Regions from separate parts of the Homo sapiens genome. Here region 1 is linked to region 2. A link is a contact called in ENCODE Hi-C or POLR2A ChIA-PET data. All regions are on one chromosome and are shown on one strand. Each heading gives the region's core, a stretch centred on a gene start or an enhancer-like site at or near the end of the contact. The rest is flanking DNA. Distances are from core to core; before and after follow the strand shown.

Region 1 (5,604 bases), core at 2,822-5,321, 140 kb before region 2:
GAGGCAGATCTGAAAAGCAGAGGGAGGCTCCCAGAAATAAAGGAATCTGGGAATAGGAGACTCCCTGTTAATGGGGTCTTTGGGCTATGGCTACCGTGCCCCTCCTGAGCCCCCCCAGAACCTCCTGAAGGTGACAATGCTCAGTCTGAGATATGGTGGAGCCTCTGAAATGAAACAGGGAAAACCAATGCATTCCTCAAAGAGGCTGAGCTCTGTACAGAAGCATGGGTAAAATGTAACAGAGTCACATCAATTCAAACAGAGATTTCCAGATCTTTAGAATAAAACAAAACCCTGATTTATCATGTTGCATTATGAGAAAGTTGCAGATTAAAAGGGGCAAAAATAGAGCCCAATTGTCACCCCACAAAGCCAACATCAATGGGCTGTGAACTGTGCTGCTCTGTTCCAAATAACCAAACAATGGTTGACCTCCCCTCTACACCCTGCTTGCCCATGCTGCCAAATAACCAGACTCAAAGGGAAACAAGTCCGCAGCCGCCCGCCCAGCACGAAGACTCATGCCATGTGATCCCAGCTAACGGGCAAGGCCTAACCAATTGACAGGAACTACGAAAGTGAATTGTGTCAGTGTTTTCCTGAAACTTTTCTGAGGGTGAGAAATAAATCATTCCAAGGCTCAAATGCAGAAACAAACTCTGTAATTCTTTTTTTTTTTTTTTTGGCCCAAACACACCAGAGGAGCAGGACATACCCACTAGCCACATAGCAGCTTTTTAACATTGTAAAGAATCACTGCTTCACAAGGCACTGTTTGATATCTGTGAGAACAGGTGGCCTGATTTTTACATAGCAATTCTTCACGATCTATTGACATTGTATTTATAGTCAACCTGAGTAGATCATCATAATGACCACCATTTATTGGGCCAGGCACAAAGCTTAAGACCCAAAGATCATACAATTAGCAACAGCAATTCTGGGGTTCAACCTGGGTCAGTCTTTCTATCATATCGGGATACCACACATGCTTTGGACCTATCTACATAAGTCTTTCCACTTCTTGGCATGATGAGGTCAAGCAGAGTGGTGATCGTGGCAGGACATGGGGAGAGGGTGAGGATACACTTCTGTGTGTTCAGATGTAGCCCTCCAACTGGCCTATATCCCTGAGTCCTTCCCAAGACCAAGCACTAATGATCACCTGGTTGTCTAGACATCTCCTAGCCATCAGTTTCCAAAATCTATTTCCCAGAGTCCTCAGGTTTGGTGGAGGTTATTTTGGAGGTTGCCTTAAGGAGCAAGAAGGAGGCCAAGGGGAAAGCTGAGCGGGTGGGATTCTGAACCCAAATCTTCCCTTGAACTGGATCCATTTCATCAGTTTTATATATTGGAGTTCTATGTGAGATTTGCTTGTGGAGGAGGAAAAAAGTGGGAGAATCCTAGCTCTAGAGCAAGCGCGAAAATCACTGTCTTGGCGGAGGGACTTCCATGGGCCAGGGGTCCTGGCAGGGCCCAAGCTGGCCCTGAGCATCTAAGGGTGCTAAGTGACAGCCTGCTGGTGACATAATGACTGCTTCCTTGCCTGCATCCACCACCACTCTCTCCTGCCACTCACTCAGGTCACTAGCAGTGACCCTGAACTTCACAGAGAGGAAGACACAGCGGACAGCACAGAAAGCATACAAATGAGTGAGCTTACGATTACCTGGCACAGCAGCTACCATGGAATCTGTAGAAGTACAGGAATGGGAAGTCCAGGACGCTGAAGAGATCACCTGAGGGGAACAGCAATGGTGAAACAGTGACCCATGAGGCCTCACATGACCCTCTGCCCCATTGCCCCAGGAAATGCAAGGAAGGCGTCTTTAGCAGTCCTGTGCTTTCAGTCCCCTGGCATTGAATTCACTCCAGCATTCCCAGGGATTCTGTTACTGACATTGTCTTATCATGGTAATAACAGTATGATAATAATAATGCCCATTTAGTGAGAGCATGCCTTGTGCAGGGCCCAATACTAAAATCTTTATGTATTTATCTCTTTCAATCTTAGTAACAACTCTGTGAGGTTCTATTGTGCCCATTTAAACTAAGGCTCAGAGAAGTTAAGAAACATGGCTAAGATTGCACAACTCTTAAACAATGGAGCCAGAATGTTAACTCCAGTCAATCCAAACCTTAGGCTGTCTCCTCTCTACCAGGCAGCCAACCCTGCACAAGGGAGCATGCAGGATAAAAGAATCTTTTTCAAGACTCTTTTCTTCTTTTCTGCCTTATATCTAAAAAAAGGTCATGAATGTACTGCCCTGACATTTTTTTTTTCATTTTTATGTTTAATGACTGCAAGAACAGCACGGGGGCCAGACCAACTGTGCAAATTCATTTTAGTTTGAGGTCCAAAGGGTACATTTGTTTCTTGTGAAGTAAGTTCATTCTTTTAGTTCCACTTGGTGCAAGAGGAAATAATCACACATATTGGCTGCTTCCCTCTCTGGAATTTGAACTTGGTCACAAACAAGAAGTCAGGAGATTAAAAAAGCAGAAAGCCTTCCAAAAATGTCCGGAGAAAAGGAATTAAGCATTTCCACAGCAGATAGCTTGTCTTCCAAATCTGGAATTTCTGAACCCCTTGGAGAGCCTGGTCTTCCAGACCCCTGGGCCTTGGCCTGTCTCTCAGTTCTGGGGGCCTGGGGGAGAGGGCTGATTTTCCTAAGTATTGCTAGTATATTAAGTGTACAGTGGAACACACAGGCAGCATTTCCTTCACCACTACGCTATTAATCAAGGGTTTCAGATCAAAAGACATGATGGGCTCCTATGCTTTCTTGGAGACCCAAACGATCTCAAATGATTCAACTATCTATTGGTAAGGAAAGTTCTGAGTTCAATTTCTTTGGAGGGCTTTTTAAAATTATGACTGTTATTTTCTTTGTGTTGTTTCTGCGAGTGAGTGTGTGTTTAACTACAAGGAAGGGATTTCTTGGGATCTGGTTTTCATGAAGCCCAACAAGATTTCTTGTTCTCTTTCAGCCACGATTCCTCTGAATAGCTCTACTGTCAAACCGTGTTGGTAGAGGGAATTTGTAAATGACAACATCAGTTGTCATTTAGTGTGCGAAGAGCGTGGATATATTCTGAAGTCCCTTTCCCCATAGAAGTGATAGGCAAGGGTGCCCTGGGGACCCCAGACCTAGAGAGTGGCCAGAGCCCTCCATTCAGGCAAAGTGGAGGGAGAGTCTGTCCACGTCCATGGAGAATTCGTTCCGTCTCTTTGGCAGCTGTGTGCTCTTGGCCCTTTCCCAGTTTCCTTCTCAGTGTGAGAGGAACTGCAGCGCAGCCAATGTGATAATGAGGAACGGCGGAGAGGGAGACGAATGAAACTTAGGACCTTGAGTCCTCTCAGGCTTCACCCCTCTCAGCACCCAGTCTTTCATCAGAAATGCTCCAGCAGGGTGAACGGGACTCATGGCGCGTGGCAGCTTTTACAGCCCAGCCCAGGCTTTGGAGGGGGTCTAAAGAGCAGAAGTGTGGTCAGAGGAAGACTAGGAGGGAGGAAAAGAAAGAAAGAAAAAAAAACACAGTCCTCGGGAAATCATAACCCCCACCCAAATCCTGAAAACTGACCCCATAATGAGAGAGAGAAAATAAGAATAGCTAGCCCTTACCTTTGAGCCATTTCTAAAACCATCACACATTGGTTTCTCACACACCACTTAGCTGACTTCACACCTGTCCCTCCTCCTCCTAGAATTAGCGAGTCCTTGAGAGTGGGGATGCTATTTTCCTCACCCCTGCACCCACTGTGTGTCAGCACCATAACCAATATACCCAGCACACAGCAAGCACTACCAAACCAAGAGTATTGGAAAGACCTGATCATCTCTTGCCTTCCCTAGAGCTAATGTTCTAGTTTCCAGCTGGCTCTGTGGTCCTCAATTTCAAGCTGACCTCAAATATTCCCCTTCGATGCCTTCCACCTGGCTTCTCTTTTGCTAAAGTAGTACTCCTAAGCAGAGAGGGTGCACGGCAACCCAGGAACAGCAAATGTTAGTGACTGTGCTATAAATACCCCCGGAAGAGGTTGCAGCGTGTGGCTGGCTGGCCCCAGCCACATGCAAACTCGATCCAGGAGTCTGCTGCAAAACAACACTCCTGCACCATCTAGTGCTGAACTACACGGCTTAAGCACAAATCAAGTGGCTAAAGAGTTTGTAAACAAGGCTGGGCGCGGTGGCTGACGCCTGTAATCCCAGCACTTTGGGAGGCTGAGGTGGGTGAATCACGAGGTCAGGAGTTCAAGACCAGCCTGGCTAAGATGGTGAAACCCCATCTCTACTAAAAATACAAAAATTAGCTGGGCGTGGTGGCGGGTGCCTGTAATCCCAGCTACTCAGGAGGCTGAGGCAGAGAATTGCTTGAATCTGGGAGGCAGAGGTTGCAGTAAGCCGAGATTGTCCCACTGCACTCCAGCCTGGGCGACAGAGTGAGACTCCATCTCAAAAAAAAAAAAAAAAAGAGTTGTAAACATGTTTTGCTACAGCAACACGCGGCTTATGCAATGGAGTCCGAGTTAGGCCCTCACTGTTGTGTTCTGCAGTTACAATTCTGCTGACTCTGAGTGAGCGAGTGAATCCCATCTTTCTAAAGATTACAAAGCATGAAATTGCCATGGTGAAAAGTGTGACACAATATTACCACATTCGAGACTAACTGATATTTGAACGTGAAGAAAATTTCCTCTCATGTTCTCGCCCTCAAAACTGGCAGGAAAACAGGAGGTCGGTTCCAAGCAGTAATTAGTGCTGCTTGCTCTGTCTCACACATGAGCCACAGACACACCAGGTAACAAGGTTGTTTCTGGGTCAGATTCCTGAGTCTCCCTGCTCCTCTTGTTCCGTGAAATTCTCTAGAGCTCTCTTGAACACCACAGCTAAGGGGCCCCATACAAATAGGAAGTATAAACTCTTTAACAGGGGAAATTTCCTCTACTATACTTAAAAGAGTGCAAGGGGGAAAGGTGATCCTCTTCTCAAGGAAGGTTCTGAGATTCTCGGAGCAAACTCTGTGGTGGGGCCCATGCTGAGGGCATGAAGAACTGTCTGCCTGAGTCCCACCACCGCTGCCAGCGCACTCCAAAGGTGCACCTGCAAGAGAGCTCCTCCTTCCAATCACTCAGGAGTGAGTGAGGAGGGAAGCTCAGTCAAAAGCACTATCCAGAAGCCCTCACACACCCTCTAGAAGAGTTAAAATAGGACTGACAATGTTAAATGCTGGTAAGGATGTGGAGCAACTGGAACTCTCACATACTGCTGGGTGGGAGTGGAAAATGGTACAAACACTTTGGAAAACATCCTTTCTTAGAAAGTGAAACATACATCTACTCTAAGACCCAGTAATCCTATTCTGAAATGTTCATCCAAGAGACGTGAAAACATAAGTCACAAAAAGGCTGGTATGAGAATGTTCAGAGCAGCCTCAAGCTGGGAACAGCCCAGGTGAGCATCAACAGGTAAATGGATAAACAAACGTGGTATATGCATACAATGGAACCCTACCAGCAACAAAAAGGAACAAACTCATGATATACGCAACAACATGAATGAATCTCTAAACATTGTGCTTCATGAGCCAGACACAAAAAGT
Region 2 (5,655 bases), core at 1,702-4,201:
AGAGGTAGAGGTTGCAGTGAGCCAAGATTGTGCCACTGCACTCCAGCCTGGGCAACAAGAGGAACAAGAGCAAAACTCCATCAAATAAATAAATAAATAAATAAATAAAAACAGGGTTTGGCCTTGGGCAGGATGGACCGTTTTCTAGAAGGACAGCCGTGGTGCGCTGCACAACTGGTATGAAGCCCAGTTTCCATCTGAAGTCCTCGATGTTCATGGAAATAGGGGCGAGACAGTCTGAGGAGTGTGAAGAAGGCCTGAAAATATCCTTGCAGAGAACAGGAGAGACAATGACTGGGACAGCCAGGCAGGGCTGAGGGCCCATTTGAATTTCCCGCAGTGCCCTCTGTCCTGTTGTGTGACCCCTCCAGCAGTAGGTACTGGGAAAGCAGGTGGCTGAGTTCATCCAGGACTGAGGCTCTGCCAGACAAGAACAGTGCAGCAAGGATGTTGAAGGTAATGGCAAAAAATAACTGGAATGCAGAGAAATGAAATCAAAGCTGATGAGGAGGGAAGGGAAGAGAGGAGAGGGCAGATAGACTTGGGTAGAGAGGACAGAACAATGACAGGGCAAACTGGTGATGTTGAGGAAGAGTCACAGGGAGCAGCTAAACAAGCCAGCTGCAGGGATGGCACTGTGTGGCTGGAGAGCAGGGTTCTGGAGTTATCGGTTTTTCCATGTGTGACATGGGCCTGGGTGGGTGAGGCTGAGTGTAGAAGTCTTACATTTCCAGTCTTGTCACTCCTCTGATGAGTTTCAGACCAATATATCCATCTGCCTAGATGTCATTTCTCCTTGGATTCACATGCTCCAAACCAAACTCCTGGGCTCAGACATCAAAGCCACTCAAAAATAGCTCTCTGAGAAATAGAACTACCATATGATCCAGTAATCCAACTTTTGGGTATAGACCCAAAAGAATTAAAAACAGAATATTGAACAGATATTTGCATAGCTTTATTCACAACAGCCAAAGGTGGGAACAACCCACATGCCCATCAACAGACGAATGGATAAACAAAATGTGCTATATACATAAAATGGAATCTTTTTCGGCCTTAATGAAGGAAGGAAATCCTGACACATGCTACATGGATGAACCTTGAGGATATTTTGCTAAGCAAAAGAAGCCAGACACTAATGGACAAATACTATAAAATCCACTTATATGAGATACTTAGAGTAGTCAAATTTAGGGACAGAATCAGATTTGCAAGATAAAAAGTTTCTGGAAACGTATTTCACAATAATGTGAATATGCCTGATACTACTGAACACCTCAAAAAGGGTTAACACGGGGCCGGGCGCGGTGGCTCATGCCTGTAATCTCATCACTGTGGGAGGCCAAGGTGGGCAGATCACCTGAGGTTAGGAGTTGGAGACCAGCCTGGCCAACATGGTGAAACCCGGTCTCTGCTAAAAATACACACAAAAAAATTAGCTGGGCATGGTGGCAGGTGCCTGTAATCCCAGCTACTTGGGAGGCTGATGCGGGAGAATCGCTTGAACCCGGGAGGTGGAGGTTGCAGTGAACCGAGACAGGGCCATTGCACTCCAGCCTGGGCAACAAGAACGAAATTCCGTCTCAAAATAAAATAAAATAAACAATAAAAATAAAGGGTTAACATGGGGGCTGAGCACGGTCAGCGAGAGAATCACTTGAGGCCAGGAGTCTGAGACCAGCCTGGGCAACAGAGAACGCTGTCTCTACAAAGCATAATAATAAAAAAATGAGCCAGGTGTGGTGGCATGCACCCGTGGTCCCAGCTACTTGTGAGGCTGAGATGGGAGGTTGAGACTGCAGTGAGCCGTGTTCGCATCACTGCTCTCCAGCCTGGGCACAGAGACACTCTGTCTCTGAAACAAACAAAAAAAGAGGGGCTAACATGGTAAATTTCATGTTTCTTATCAAGTAAAAAGGCTTGCTGACCCACAATCTATATTAGGTTTCCCTGTTACTAGCAAGGAGTGAAGGATGTGCTATCCCAAAATATGTCCAAAAATTGGTATATTATTTTGAGCTAAAAACACCGGAGAAATTGTAGTTTCAGAAAGGGCTAGATGACCTGTCGTTTCCTACAGGGAATAAGCAGTAAAGATTCCTCTGGGAGTGGCACCCTCTCTGTACCCGGGTCAGAAAATAGCCCTTATCACCAGAGACTGGGAGTTGGGGCTGCAATGGACCTGAATAAATGAACTTCCCAAGTAACACTTACCTTCCACTAATTTTACACCCTCCCCAATATTTCTCCTAGTGACTCTCTTAGAAATGTATCGCCCCAGCCAGATGCCTTTTGTGCTTTCTTCTCAAATGCATCATTCTTTGTCTAAAAAGTATAAAAGCATCTTGCTGTGGCCACTTCTTCAGACCTCACTCTCTTTTGAAGGTCCCCATGAAAAACTAATAAAGTGTGTATGCTTTTCTTTTGTTTATCTGCCTCTTGTCAATTCGGTTTCTGGCTCCAGCGGAAGAGCCCGCAGAAGCGCTGAGGGGACTGGAGACGGTCTCTGGCGCCCCTACACCTGCTCAGTGAGCCTTCAGCCCCTTCTCCCTGACGAAGCTCCCAGAGGCTGGAACTCTGGCGCGGGAGGCACTTGGGAAATCCTCCCGAAAGCAAGGAGGAGCCTTTCCTAGACCGGGAGCGGTCCCACGCGGGGGTACAGGTTGGGGCAGGGGCGACCGAGCCGGGCACAGGAACTCGCAGCAGGGTAGGGTTGGCGGCTACGCCGCCCTCGGTCCGCGGGGAACCACGCGGGCTTCCGGGTCACGCCGCCGCGTTCCGACCGCCCTCGGGGAGAGGGGAGGAGCCTCCAGCGCCGGGCGGGGCGTGGTTAAGGCCGGTGGGCCCCACCGCAGCCAGACGCTGCCCGTTTAAGCGCAGAGGGCCGCGGGTCACGTGGTGGGCGGGGTGGGGGCGTGGCACCAGGAAGCGGCGTCCGCGCCGGGCCCAGAGCCGCAGCCGCAGCCGCCGCTACAGTCCGGGCCGGGCTCCACCGCGCATCCTGCTCCACTCTGGCGACCGCCCCCGGGGCCCCCGCCGCGGGCGCGGCGCCCGCCATGGGCGAGGAGGACTACTATCTGGAGCTGTGCGAGCGGCCGGTGCAGTTCGAGAAGGCGAACCCTGTCAACTGCGTCTTCTTCGATGAGGCCAACAAGCAGGTCCGGCGCGCCCGCGCTTCCTCCCCCGCGCGGCCCTGCCGGGGTCGTGGGCGCGCCAAGGCCGGTCCCGCGCGACCAGGCCCGAGCGTCCCCTCCTGTCCTGTCCCGTCCCGTCCCAGCGCGGGAGGCGGCGCGCGCTCCTTCCTTGTTGGGTGGGCTCAGCCGCGGCCAGGTGTCCTCGCAGGTGACCTCGGGGCTGGACCCCCGAGCCAGCTGCGCGGATGCAGTGGCCCCGTGGCCAGTGTCTCAATTGTTGGCGCGCCCGTCTTATCTAGGCTTCTTTTGTTGTGTTTGTCATTAGTTACACTCGTAGTCAAGGGTTTAGACGTCGAGATTTTCATTTTCCTTGAAATTTTGTAAAGGGGGAAAAGACTGTACTTCAGGCGTATCAGCGGCGCCGATGCGCGAACCGGTGTTAGAACTTGGAGCCTCGGGAACCCGACCCGGTGTCACGGTGGCATCCTTTTCGCTCTCTGCTCTTGGTTTTTAAAATTCACCTGAGCAGCCAAACATCTGTACCTTGATATGTGCCGTGTTACTTTAGTTGAACCCAGGGTGGTGTATAACAGAAATAATCGCTTGCGGGTTGGCTTCTGAGTTTAGATCCTTTCAGAGTTCAGGCTGTTAACCTTGCTGCTTTTCCCTCTCAGGTTTTTGCTGTTCGATCTGGTGGAGCTACTGGCGTGGTAGTTAAAGGCCCAGATGATAGGAATCCCATCTCATTTAGGTAATGGTATAGACACTTTCAGATCATTTTGTCATGTAAACAGAATGATGTTTTTCTAATTCAAATGGTTTTTTATAATTTTGTCATTTGGTCTGCCCTAAGAGGCCTGAAGTCTGTGTGCGCACATGGAATTCCTGTCTGTAGGGAGGGTCTTCGTGGCACTTACTAGCACCTCTTGTCAGAGTGGAATATCTGGAGCAGTTGATTTGGGAGCCAAATACTTCAAAAGTGGGGCAGCCACTTCCTAGCACTGGAAATTAACAAGTCAGCGTGATGATGTGCCCATTTCTGGTTTGTTCACAGAGGAGGGCGTTCATTTCTTTAGCCCAGGTCTTTCCAGAGTGGCAGGTGGAGGAGATTCATTGTTTCTCATGTAATAATACAAGAAAATCATGGCTTCCACTATACTTAAGGTGACTGCATAGTCCCAGTTCGCACTGTTGAACAGGTTTAATGATCAACAGCAGGGCCTTTCACTTTCAGAAGTGTCTCGATTTGGATGATAAGCTATCTGGCCACTGTAACACTGGTGCTTACAGAAGGTGAAAGTATAATGTAGGCCCTCAATTCAGTAGTGACTTAAAAAATTTTACTGTTGGTCTGTGTTAATGAGAAACTGTCCTTTTTTGAGAGGGAGCCTCCCTCTGTTCCCCAGGGTGGAGTGCAGTGGTGCGATCTTGGCTGACTGCAACCTCCGCCTCCCAGGTTCAAGTGATTCTCCTGCTTCAGCTTCCCAAGTAGCTGGGATTAGAGGCGCCCACCACCACGCCCGGCTAATTTTTTTTGTATTTTTAGTAGAGATGGGGTTTCACCGTGTTGGCCAGGCTGGTTTCGAACTCCTGACCTCAAAACGATCCGCCCGCCTCAGACTCCCACAGTGCTAGGATTACAGGCATGAGCCGCTGCACCCGGCCTGAGCAAGGTTTTAAAGTATGGATGGGGTTCGAGCATGGTGTTTTGGGGAACTCTGGGTCTGTGTAACTGAAGGTTACATAGGGTGTCTCCACAGGGAAGGGGAAATGGTGGTGGTGTGGCCACTGGCAGGGGCCAGCTTGAACCTTACATATTCTCCTATGAAATTAGAGCTTTATCTTCTTATTGAAACTTATCAGGTGGGGTGTGGGATGATCATGTCAGTGTTTGGCAAGATCATGCTGTTCACAGCACGGAGGCTGGCTTAGTTGGGAGCCTGTCAGAGTTAGGGATGCTATGGAGAGTAGCAATCAGCGAGCCATGTGTGGTGAAGAGCAGCGCTCTGGTGGTGTAGAGTGGCATTGCATAGGCAATCAAGGGATACTTAGGAAGATGGGTCTCTCGTAAGACCCGGGGGTCGGTTGGGTGTGGAAAACGAGTGAGCCCGTGATAATCTAGATTGGGGGCTCTAAGAAGTTTGTGGGTGGGGGGAAGGTACTGAATTTAACTTAAAAAGAGTTTTTAGACTGGGCGCGGTGGCTCATGCCTGTAATCCCAGCACTTTGGGAGGCCGAGGCGGGTGGATCACTTGAGATCAGGAGTTCGAGACCAGCCTGGCCAGCATGGTGAAACCCTGTCTCTACTAAAAATACAAAAATTAGCCAGGTGTGGTGGCACGTGCCTGTAATCCCAGCTACTCGGAACGCTGAGGCAGGAGAATCACGTGAACCCGAGAGGCAGAGGTTGCAGTGAGCCGAGATCATGCCACTGCACTGTAGCCTGGGCAACAGAGCAAGACTCCGTCTCAAAAAAAAAAAAAAAAAGATTTTTAAAAGCAGCTTTATTGAGGCATAG

The links. Hi-C counts contacts between places; a loop is a spot of excess contacts on that map. ChIA-PET counts read pairs that join two places held with the same protein, here RNA polymerase II (POLR2A). Pooled maps may share reads with other maps.
Region 1: a loop to region 2 is called in a map of CD8-positive, alpha-beta T cell, with 6 times the contacts of the local background. The contact joins the enhancer-like site here to the promoter of RMC1 in region 2. A Hi-C loop is called at or near these places in 2 of 168 maps with a recorded cell type or tissue (B cell and CD8-positive, alpha-beta T cell), 2 of 37 single-sample maps with no recorded cell type and 7 of 50 pooled maps. POLR2A ChIA-PET finds 5 or more read pairs at or near these places in 4 of 52 experiments (GM12878, Panc1, activated B cell and 1 more).

What each region holds. Positions count from the first base shown.
Region 1 is chr18:23,354,925-23,360,528 of GRCh38, forward strand. SLC35D4 (solute carrier family 35 member D4) reads right to left here. Exons shown (of 15, transcript NM_032933.6): 12 at 1,670-1,739. Among named protein-coding and RNA genes, the nearest start is that of SLC35D4, 80 kb to the right of the region's middle. RefSeq lists an enhancer at 3,828-3,947. Within about 2 kb of position 4,072, at least 24 of the 41 ENCODE cell types and tissues checked have a DNase peak (open chromatin) inside an H3K27ac peak, as active enhancers do; they include GM12878, where a contact is called at or near this core.
Region 2 is chr18:23,500,560-23,506,214 of GRCh38, forward strand. RMC1 (regulator of MON1-CCZ1) reads left to right here and starts at 2,952. Exons shown (of 20, transcript NM_013326.5): 1 at 2,952-3,161; 2 at 3,812-3,888. The coding sequence starts at 3,060. It also overlaps a transcript of NPC1 not described here. RefSeq lists a silencer at 2,664-3,313 and enhancers at 3,564-3,663, 4,909-5,412.